2 separate regions of the Mus musculus genome follow, and region 2 is linked to region 1. Evidence: chromatin loops called from intact Hi-C (ENCODE). Cell type or tissue: gastrocnemius. All regions are shown on one strand. Each heading gives the region's core, and the rest is flanking DNA. Links, peaks and the distances in the headings are about the cores only. Region 1 has its middle 3.4 kb from the start of Rhob. Region 2 overlaps Ldah (lipid droplet associated hydrolase).

Region 1 (5,380 bases), core at 80-5,079:
AGAAGATAAGGGGAGGAATCTAGGAGACACACAGCTGTAGGACAAAGGAAAGCGAGGTGCAGGGCACTCCGCTGAAAAAGAAAGCACCCAGCTTGGGCAGGCAACCTTCACCCAGTCCTACCACATTACATCTGATTCTCGCCCTAAAGCCAGAGAACTGCTTGAAGTACACTGTGCAAGGAAACCCATCTATCCCAACAACTCTCATGGAGCAGATGAAAAGCTTCAAGCTGGGAAAGCAGGCATGCGGCCTCGCAGGGAACTTGCCGGTGGGCACACGGTTTCTGTACAGAGGATGGAGTTTCTTCATACACACCAGGTCTTAACTCGTGAATTACCACTTCCTGCAGGAGATGACACCTCTTCCTATCTTAAAGGATTTAAGCCAGTCCACTGTAAGAAATAGGAAAGACAGAAAGCTGCAAAGGGCGTCAAAGAGGGCCTTACCCCGCCCCCAAGAGAAACTGAACAAAGAAAAAGGAGGAAAGAAAGTGGGGAAATGGCTTAACATTGCTGCGTGGGGTCCTCATGGAGGGCTAGGCTAGGGGTACCAGCTAAGAGAAAGCTTTCTCAGTGACCATGTCATGATGACCTTATGACCCATTTCTTTGTCTCTCTCTCTGGACTGTGAGTTGTCCGAGGGCCAGGATTTCCTCCCACCTGAGCATCATGAAGACCTAGCACTATGCTGGGCCCTAAAGAAGCAGTAAAAATGGTCCGTGCAGTGGTAGGCCTGCCCACCTGTAGACCCAGCCACACAGGACGCACAGGGGTTGGCCTTCCAAGTCTAGGCAGTCTGGGCAACCAAATGAGACAGAGAGAGAAAACAACGGGGAGGGGTAAATGACTTTGGGAGCTAACCCAGTTTTTCAAAAGTGGAACTTTTTAGTTCTTAACATCAGATCCTGCTATAATCAGACCAAACACAAGCAGCCAATGTTTTCACATATAATCCCCATGTTACAGTTTCTGTGTATCTGGACAGATATGATCAAGCCATAGTGTTCCATCAGTGGGGGAGAGCTGTGTTCCCTGCATTCTGGATTATCCCCACTGCAGGGCCCAGTCTCTGTTTTTCTCTGCTTTAGTTTTTCAGACCTAAGGAACTGTCACATGGTTTGGTTTGTCATTGGTTGAGGAAGTCACTTTGCACACACACACACACACACACACACACACGCACACACACACCCCACACATGCCTTTTAGGGGAAAAATCTTATCTACACATATTTTTCTCCTCGTAGTTAAACCTTTTGATTGCTGTGTTATTAGCTCTGCTCTCCGTGGTCTTAATATAGCTTGGGAATCTTGGCTATGTCCTTCAGCTTTAAATATTAAGAAAATATAAACCAGAGCTTTGTCCCGTGTGCTTCTTTCAAAGACTTAAATACAAAGAACCAGGAAGCAGGATTACGGCCACCGGCTTCCTGATTTCCAGACGTATCATACGGGGTGTTCCAAGCTCAAATCTCTATATCGAAGTAATTGCTAAAAATACAAAGTGGGCAAGTTATGCCGAAGTAAAGAAGGAGAAGAATCGAAACGGCGTTCTCTCAAAACAGGACTGGCGGCCTCAAAGACCTAGCTCACTGCTTATAGCATTAACTTTTCCAAACTTGCTGATGAGTTTTATAGTATCCCCTTGTCAGGCCCCACACCCTTCAAAGTGCACTGTCACTGCAAGGCAATGACTAGATTTAATTCTCCAAGAGTTATTAACATTCAGTGCATGAAGCCGGGCGGTGGTGGCGCACGCCTTTAATCCCAGCACTTGGGAGGCAGAGACAGGTGGATTTCTGAGTTCAAAGCCAGCCTGGTCTACAGAGTGAGTTCCAGGACAGCCAAGACTATACAGAGAAACCCTGTCTCGAAAAACCAAAAAAAAAAAAAAAAAAATTCAGTGTATGAAGGAGAACAAAGTCATACTTACCTTTCAAACCGATCTATTTCTAGTCTGCAACCTAATTTATCTGCCCTTTGTTTGTTTTGTGGGTTTTGTTGTTGTTACTGCACCTCCCTCCCCCAGGGGCGGCTGTAAATCACACCCTACTAGATCAGACCAGACACTGGAATTTTTCACTAGATTTTAGCGCCACCTTGTGGCAGTATTCATAACTTTTTTCTTTTAAAAAATATGAAAAAAGCACTTGAAATTGGCATTTGTGAATATTTTTATTTTACAATCGGTTACAGCAATACCTCTCCTGGGCATATATCCAGAAGATGTTTCAACCAACCGGTAAGAAGGACACATGCTCCACTATGTTCATAGCAGCCTTATTTATAATAGCCAGAAGCTGGAAAGAACCCAGATGCCCCTCAACAGAGGAATGGATACAGAAAATGTGGTACATTTACACAATGGAGTACTACTCAGCTATTAAAAAGAATGAATTTGGGGCTGGTGAGATGGCTCAGTGGGTAAGAGCACCCGACTGCTCTTCCAAAGGTCCGGAGTTCAAATCCCAGCAACCACATGGTGGCTCACAACCATCCGTAACGAGATCTGACTCCCTCTTCTGGAGTGTCTGAAGACAGCTACAATGTACTTACATATAATCAATAAATAAACCTTTAAAAAAAAAAGAATGAATTTATGAAATTCCTAGCCAAATGGATGGACCTGGAGGGCATCATCCTGAGTGAGGTAACCCAATCACAAAAGAACTCACACAATATGTACTCACTGATAAGTGGATATTAGCCCAGAAACTTAGAATACCCAAGATATAAGATACAATTTGCTATACGCATGAAACTCAAGAAGAACGAAGACCAAAGTGTGGACACTTTGCCCCTTCTTAGAATTGGGAACAAAACACCCATGGAAGGAGTTACAGAGACAAAGTTTGGAGCTGAGACAAAAGGATGGACCATCTAGAGACTACCATATCCGGGGATCCATCCCATAATCAGCTTCCAAACACTAACACCATTGCAGACACTATCAAGATTTTGCTGAAAGAACCCAGATATAGCTGTCTTTTGTGAGACTATGCCGGGCCTAGCAAACACAGAAGTGGATGCTCACAGTCAGCTATTGAATGGACCACAGGGCCCCCAATGGAGGAGCTAGAGAAAGTATCCAAGGAGCTAAAGGGAACTGCAACCCTATAGGTGGAACAACAATATGAACTAACCAGTACCCCCCTGGAGCTCGTGTGTCTAGCTGAATATGAATCAGAAGATGGCCTAGTCGGCCATCAGTGGAAAGAGAGGTCCATTGCAAACTTTATATGACTCAGTACAGGGGAATGCCAGGGCCAAGGAGTGGGTGGGTGGGGGAGTGGGGGGGGTGCCTGTGGGGACTTTTGGGATAGCATTGGAAATGTAAATGAAATAAATACAAATAAATAAATAAATAAGAAAGGAAGGAAGAAAGAAAGAAAGATAGAAAGAAAATTGGTTACAAGATATAAAACTCTAAAAAACACTTCACAAGAAGATTCTTTGTGATTTTTTTTTTACATTTAGTGTGCGTGCGCGCGCACGTGTGTGTGTGTGTGTGTGTGTGTGTGTGTGTGTGTGTGTGTGTGTGTGTGTGTTGCCCTCCAGCTTCTCTGTCTCTTTACTTGAGACCTAGTTTGACTTGGGGGTTTCAAAAGAGATTAGTGAACTCCTCAGAGAATCAACACAGTTAGACTATTAAACCTGGGAACTTGGACAATGGCCTTTTGGTCTGACCTCTCTCCCTGCCTAACCCAGAATCTGAGGAAAGAGCTAAAGGGCTGTGGGCTGCTCCAAAGCTGTGCTGCAGCCTCCAACCACGGGTGGCTATAGGTACTTGGAGTGTCTGTTCCTCATACCATGAAGGAATTAAATTTCTGGTGTTTAATTTTAACTAAAATATTTAAGACAGGTGTTAGAAGGTCAGAGGTATATACACAGTTGGTAGAGTGCTTGCCTAGCTCGCCAGAAGCCCTGAGTTTGAGCCCCAGAACCAAGTAAACTGGACATGGTGGTGCACATGTGTAATTCTAGGACTGGGGAGGGCAGTGAGAGCAGAGAGCAGAGAGCAGACCGGTCGCCATTGTTGAGGTCATTCTTGGCCACAGAGCAACTTCATGGCCTGGGACACGGAACTCTTTCTGTAAAGGCTTAGCAGGTGGCCATGGGATGGCTCAGTGGCCAAAAGTACGAACCATGTTTAATTCCTGGGATCCACATGATGAAAGGGGAGAGATAGCTCCCTAAAGTGGTCTTATGACAGCCAGTGGTGCACACACGCACACGCACGCACGCACGCACACACACACATACACACAAGAGTAGATAAGTAATGCCTTTTTATTTAAGGGCAGGAGAGATGGCTCTGTGGTTAAGAAAACTGGCTGCTCATCCAAAAGACCAGGGTCCAACCCCCAGCACCCACGTAACACCTCACAACTGTCAGCAATACCAGTCTCAGGGGATCCAATATTTTCACACAGACACACATGCAGGCAAAAAACCTAAAAAATTAAGTGAACCAAAAAAAAAGTTTTAAAACTTTTTTGTGTTTTGTTTTTTCAGTTTGCTATTTGTTCTTTAAAGAAAGTCAAAGTTAGTTGAAAAGAGAACGTGAACAGGAAAGCGGTCCTGCCACGTGGACTGTTTGTAAAACACTGGGAGGTGAGTCTATTTTTCTACTGGAAATTTTGTGAAATCTAAAAAACAGATTTTATTTTCAACAAAAACTTAGTAATCAAATGGAGATGTGCCATGACTATGCAGTGCACAGTGGTATCAGAGCTCGTTAACCACTGTTGCATAAGTCACATATCAAAGGGGCAACTACCCAGGACAGAGTGGAGCTACTCTTAAATAATTCAAATTTAATGTTAAATATATTTGGACACAGTATATAAATTACTTTTACTTTTTTACATTAAAAAAAAGATTTTCAGATACATCAGAAGAGAGCATTGATTTTCATTACAGATAGCTGTGAGCAACCTTGTGGTTGCTGGGAATTGAACTCAGGACCTCTGGCAGAGCAGTCAGTGCTCTTAACCACTGAGCCATCTCTCCAGCCTCCCCCACCCAACTTTTACATTTTTAATATGATAGTTTGATTCAGTGGTGTCCTGGTTTCTAAAGACACCAACTCAGGCAGTCACAGCATGTCTGGAATCCTCCTGTTTTTACCTGTAGAGTTTGCTTTAATTTGGCCCAAACTCATTGTCAGGTTCAGATACTCTTAGGGACTCTGCAGTCTAGGAGACAGGAGCTTCCTTCCCACACTCTCTTACTGCTTACCTGGTGGTGGGTGTGGTGGTGGTGGGTGTGTATGTAAATATTCATATTATGATTTAGATTTAATTTTATGTATATGAGTATTTTGCCTACAGGTATGTCTATGCATCACACACCCGTGAAGGTCAGAAGAGGACGTTAA
Region 2 (5,380 bases), core at 290-5,289, 280 kb before region 1:
CGGTTCCAGGAGGCGGGCTGGATGAGAACCAAGTGTGATTAAAATTTGTGCAACTTACGAAAACCTGTTCGTTTCCCCACTGCTGAAATGTTGAAGTGTGGCCAGTGGCTTCGAGATCCAGGTCCAAAGTTAACATTTTGTGTAAAGCCTCATCTAATTTTGTTTCTGACGCATTGTAAATATCAGAAAACCTTCACAAACACAGTTCCTGTGCTATGGTAGTTCCTGAGACGAGGCTAGAGTGGCATTTACTGGTGAACTAAAATAAGTCTGTGTAAAAAGGTGACTGACGCTTAGTCAACACATTCGGTATCAGGAATGGTTTTCAGAAGAAAAACCAATTAAGACTTTTGATTAAACATGAAATTTTGAATATTTGTGTTCATTTCTTCTTCCTACCTAAATTCACAGAAATGATAGTAAAGTAACATAGACCTAAACAATGGAAATAAGGGACAGCAGATCCTAAGACTAGAGCAGTGAGATAGAAATGTAGGAGAAAGGAGAACTTAAAGGCAATTAGCAAGGCTGCCTCGATGGATACCGAAGAAACTGTAGCTTATCATTCTCAAATACCAGACATTGTACAATGGACTGTCTGTAGACCGCTTTATCACAGTTTGCTTAACTCCACGAATGACCGCTTGGGTTCCTTGGCACTTTGGCTATTGTAAACCACATTTTTATATCAGTCTTACAGAAATATTTTTGTAATTTTTGTTTGTTTTAGGATCAATTCTTCAAGCTGAGGCAAAGTGATTGTTTTTTATAGATATTGGCCCAAGCTGTCAGATGGCTTTCAGATGTGTGGAATTTTCCATTACACTGCATCCTAACTGGCATTGCATTTGCCTTGATTTAATTAAGATGGTTGGTCTGGGGAAAGACATTGAGTGTGTTTACACTAAGTTTTAAGCTTAGCTGACTACCTAACCAGTGTCCACTTGAGAAAATGACTGTTCACTGGGAAATGAGAATGCCTACTATACAAGGATGAAGGTCTGGGTTCAAATCCCCAGCACCCACATAAAAGTCAGGTGTGACCAGAGTGCCTGTGCTCTGAGCACAGAGTACATAAGGGGATAGAGACAGGAGGCTCTCTGGAGCTTCTTGACTGGCGAGCCTAGCCAAAGAAAGAGCTTCATGCTCCTTGACAGACTTTCTCAAGGAAATAAGGCAAAAAGGCTATACGGGCAAGCATTAGGTGTCCCCTTCTGACTTCTTCATGCAAGTATATATACACCAAACACATACCACCAAACACTTTTTTTAAAAGATGACAACAGGTAATATGAAGCAAGATACTGACAGGCTTCATGTGGGAAGCACAATTGAGCTGAGTCTAAGGTAGGAAAGATTGACAGAGGACACTACGGCATCTCGGGAGGGATATGTGAGTCCTAATTCAATCAGGAGACAGAAGCCACACGTTGTGTTATTCACAAATGGTGAGTGTAACACAAAGATCCATTAAGCTCCGGTAGGAGAAAAGCCACAACATTACTATGTAAAAGGGACTCTAAAGCGATTACCCTAGACCTGGAGAAAACTATGTAAAGAAGGATAGACTTGAAGTTCAGAGCTCATTGGTGGTATGCTTGCAGCCCTAGTACGTGACAGAGAGGTGTGCTGGTTTGCACAGGCCAAAGCTAGTGTCCAGTCACTGTGAACCAAGACTGGGAGGAGGGTGCACAGAGGGAGGCGGGACACTGCTGCAGGTCTGAGGCCCAGAGATGTGGTATGTGTAGGGGTCTCCTCATACAGGTGAATTGAGTCCCATAGGTAAGTTCAGAGGAAATTAGAGCACACATTAAGTGTCAGTGGAATTGGAAATTGAAGAGATCTCCCTCTGCAGCAACCTGGAGCAGTGTTTTCCACTCTGGGCATCCTTTACCTTTTGAAACTTTATTGTGGGGCCTCGATGCTTAGCAGCATCCTTGCCCTCCAGTCACTCCATTCCAGGAGTTCTTCTTAGTTCCACCAGTGGAAAAGCTCCAGAGATTGCTATGGATCTTTTGCTGACAAAGTTTCCTCCAGTTGGAAAGCAGCCGCAGTTGGGGGATTTCACAGCTAACAGCACAGGGGGAGAAGCACACGCTGGCAGAGCCTGCAAGGAAGCCACCATTGAAACTCTCCAATCTGCTCCTCCAAGAGCTCACCTTGGCCTCCCCTCACAAAAGAAAAGCATTTTAGAAGCCTGGGTCGGAGCTGTGAATGCCAGGATGAGAGTGGGGCTAGACCTGGGGGGTGGGAGGCAGTCAGTTGGTCATTGACAGCGGAAGGGAAAGCATTCCCGAAGTAACTGAGGGACAGAATTGTGAGCAGAGTGAAGGGACAGAAGAGCTGTGGCACTATGGGAAGGACAGGTTAGATTGAGGGGCAGGTTGGTGTGGAGGGCCTAGAACAGTGATTCCCAGTCTTCCACAGGGGCAGCATATCAGATATTTACATTACGATTCACAACAGGAGCAAAATGACAGTTATGAAGTAGCATCGAGATAATGTTATGGTTGGGGTCCCCACAGCGTGAGGTCGCAGCATTAGGAAGGTTGAGAGCCACTAGGTTAGAAGATAGAGTTTTGAAATGTTAAGACAGTGCCCTGCTGTCTGCAAGCGAGACAGAGATGGCCTCAGGGATAGCCTTGTCTGGCCTCAGTGGGAGAGGATGCACCTAGCCTCGTGGAAACTTGATGGGCCAGGGGTGGGGGTGGGGGGATGACCAGCTCAGAGAAGAGGGAGAGGGAGGGAGTGGGAGGGGTGACCAGGAGGGGGGCAGTGCCCAGGATGTAAAGTGAATAAGTAAAAATAATAATTTTTAAAAAGACTCAGTGCCCGCAGATGGAACAAAGAAGGCACTGGAGGGATTACATAGAGTTCAGGATCACCAGTTTGTCTGTATGAAGTTATCTAGAGAATTATTTATGCCTGCTGCCTCATGTCCTAGGCATTGTCTGCCTACCTCTTTCATAATTCAGTGACGTAGTGTTTCCGTGACACAAAACAGTGTGCTTACAGAAGTTTTAAAGAAGAAGATGACTAGACTGAGCTCAGTGGCCTTCCATCCTGGGAGAGCTGAGCCTTTCACCAACCTTGGCCAGGTGGAGGTAAAGGGCCTGTGTCAGGTGAGGCACCGGGCCATCAGAGACCTGCAGACTAGGGAGGTGGATGTCATCCAAGGGAACTGTCACTCCCAACTGGAGACAGAGAGGGGAGCATGCTGATCTGGCTCTGATTTCTGCTCCTTTCTGACCATGTGACTGCCTGTTTTGTGGGAATCCCCTTATTTGTCTTTCAGTCCTTTAATGTAGATAGCCGAATAGTCCTGTATCTTTGACACATGCCCTGTGGCATTTTCTTCTACGTGGTTTTTTAAGCTTCCCCCCTTTTTATTCTCCAATACTGTCTTTGGCTCATGGTTTTCTGTTTTACTGCCTTTTGTGGGGATGGGAGGTTTGAGAAAGGGTCTCCTGTAATCCACACTAGCCTCAAACCGTATGTAGCTGAGGAAGCTAACCTTGAACTCATGTCTTCGAGTGCTGAGACTGCAGCTGTGCAGCACCACACCTGCCAGCTGCTGGCTCTGTACTTTGTTTCTCACCCTTTCCACCTTTTATTTAGAGATGGCCTCAGAAGTCGAGGAACAAATCCCTGTGCGTGAGGAGTTCTTTCTCTGTGGTGGAGTTGAAACCAAGATCATAAAATGTGGGCCCTGGACTAACCTCTTTGAGAAACAAGACGTCAGCAAGCCAAAACAGCTTATCTTCATCATTCCCGGTAAGTCGAAAAGTCACAGGTTCTCAAAACCTCTGGTTCCAGAGTGACTGCCGGTAAACTGGAGAATCACAAATAAAATTACCACTACGAATGATGGTCACGGTTACTACTCTGGGTGTGTGTTTTTAGTTTTCTTTACATTTGTATCTTCTATATTAGTTATTGTATAGAGAAACCTTGTCTTATGGTTGGTACCACATACATAGTTTTGTAATTTGCCTTGTAAATGTTTTTTTTTTTTTAATATTTACAGCTTTATAGAAGCTAAAGCTTTAAATAACTTCTTTCCACCTTTTTAAAGATGCTTATGCCCTTAGGTGGAGTTGTTGTTCTCGGATTTTCATCTGGGTTGTCTATGACTTTGCTCTGTCACGGTCAGAGATGTCTGGTTGGTTGCAAGCATGAAGCTTTGGCCTTGTGTTCTTCCTGTCACCGTGGCAAGACCCCTTTGAGCTGTATTTTACCTTATTTTCCATATTTATGTGGCTGTACAGCTATTTTCATCATCATGAAACTGATCAAATTGTCTTTTCCTCTAAGATTATACAGACAGCCCTGCCCTTTTGCATGCTTTTTTTTGCTGATAATCTTTTGAGCTGGAAGCCCTGTGTTCTCTTTGCTTTCGAGTTGGGTGGTTCCTTAAGTTCCATTCATGGGATCAGTAAGGCTGTTGTTGCCCTCCTGGTCTTCAGGGATGTTTCTACATAAAACAGATTGTTCTGCAGCTGAGTCTGTCTGTGTCCTCTGCCTCCTTGCAGTTAGCTCAGTGTATTTCCCTGTTCATAGAATGCCTTCACATCTAGGCCTCGTCCTTGCTCGCTATTTTCTTATCCAAGGTACTTTTTTCAGTTTCTTCGTTTGCCTTCATAGTGTTATCTTATTGAGAGAAGAAAGAAACCTCATTAAACTGATCTTTAAAATTAGCTTTGTTCTGACAGATCCTCAGAAACACTTATGCTATATGCTCCTGGCATTAGTTCACACGTCCTTTTATTCTTGTGGTATATTGGGGTGGGCGGGGTCAGTACATGCTGCTAACGTGGAGGTTGGAAGACAACATGGAAGAATCAGTTCTTTCCTTTCACCACATGGGTCCCAGGACTCAAACGCAAGGTTTAAGTCAAACACTATCTTTTAAAACATGATAGTTTTATTAGTTCTTTGAGAATTTTATATAATGTGTTTTGATCATATTCTCCTCCCAGATCTCTCTCACCTCCCCATCCACTCCTAACTTCTTTCCCTCCCTTAATATCTAAGTCCAGTTTGTGCTGACCAGCGTGTGCTAGGTATTGGTCAACATTTCTCATTACTCTGTGTCAGGTTAGATCCCTTTCCTAGAGCTCACACTGCACTCTTGATATTCTCTCACTGTTGGTGAAGTGCTTCGGTTATTTCCTGAGACGTGCAGAGGAGCAATCTTGCAAATAGTGCAGCCTATCCAAGAGTTGTGTAAGGTTGGGGGTGTGGCATGGTGGTCTGAGTGTGTGTAACGTATGGAAGGAGAAAAAGACACTGTCTTGGACTCAGCATCTCTCTTTTTTTAAGATTTATTTATTATTATATGTAAGTTCACTATAGCTGTCTTCAGACACACCAGAAGAGG

The links. Peaks named below come from ENCODE experiments on the same cell type or tissue, not always from the same donor. Only the 100,000 strongest peaks of a DNase experiment are listed, where the experiment ranks them.
Region 2: a loop joins it to region 1, with 2.6 times the contacts of the local background. A loop is called at or near these places in 1 of 42 quality-filtered maps.

The regions. Positions count from the first base shown.
Region 1 is chr12:8,500,679-8,506,058 of GRCm38, forward strand. No RefSeq gene overlaps it. Among named protein-coding and RNA genes, the nearest start is that of Rhob, 3.4 kb to the left of the region's middle. In gastrocnemius, for the core only: a CTCF peak has its summit at 2,116 (motif pointing left); DNase peaks (open chromatin) are centred at 703 and 2,047; H3K4me3 peaks cover 1,366 bases; H3K27ac peaks cover 1,986 bases.
Region 2 is chr12:8,216,982-8,222,361 of GRCm38, forward strand. It overlaps Ldah (lipid droplet associated hydrolase), which reads left to right. Exons shown (of 7, transcript NM_001364261.1): 2 at 3,619-3,774. The coding sequence starts at 3,621. Among named protein-coding and RNA genes, the nearest start is that of Gm33037, 12 kb to the left of the region's middle. In gastrocnemius, for the core only: no CTCF peak of the experiment used is centred there; a DNase peak (open chromatin) is centred at 3,151.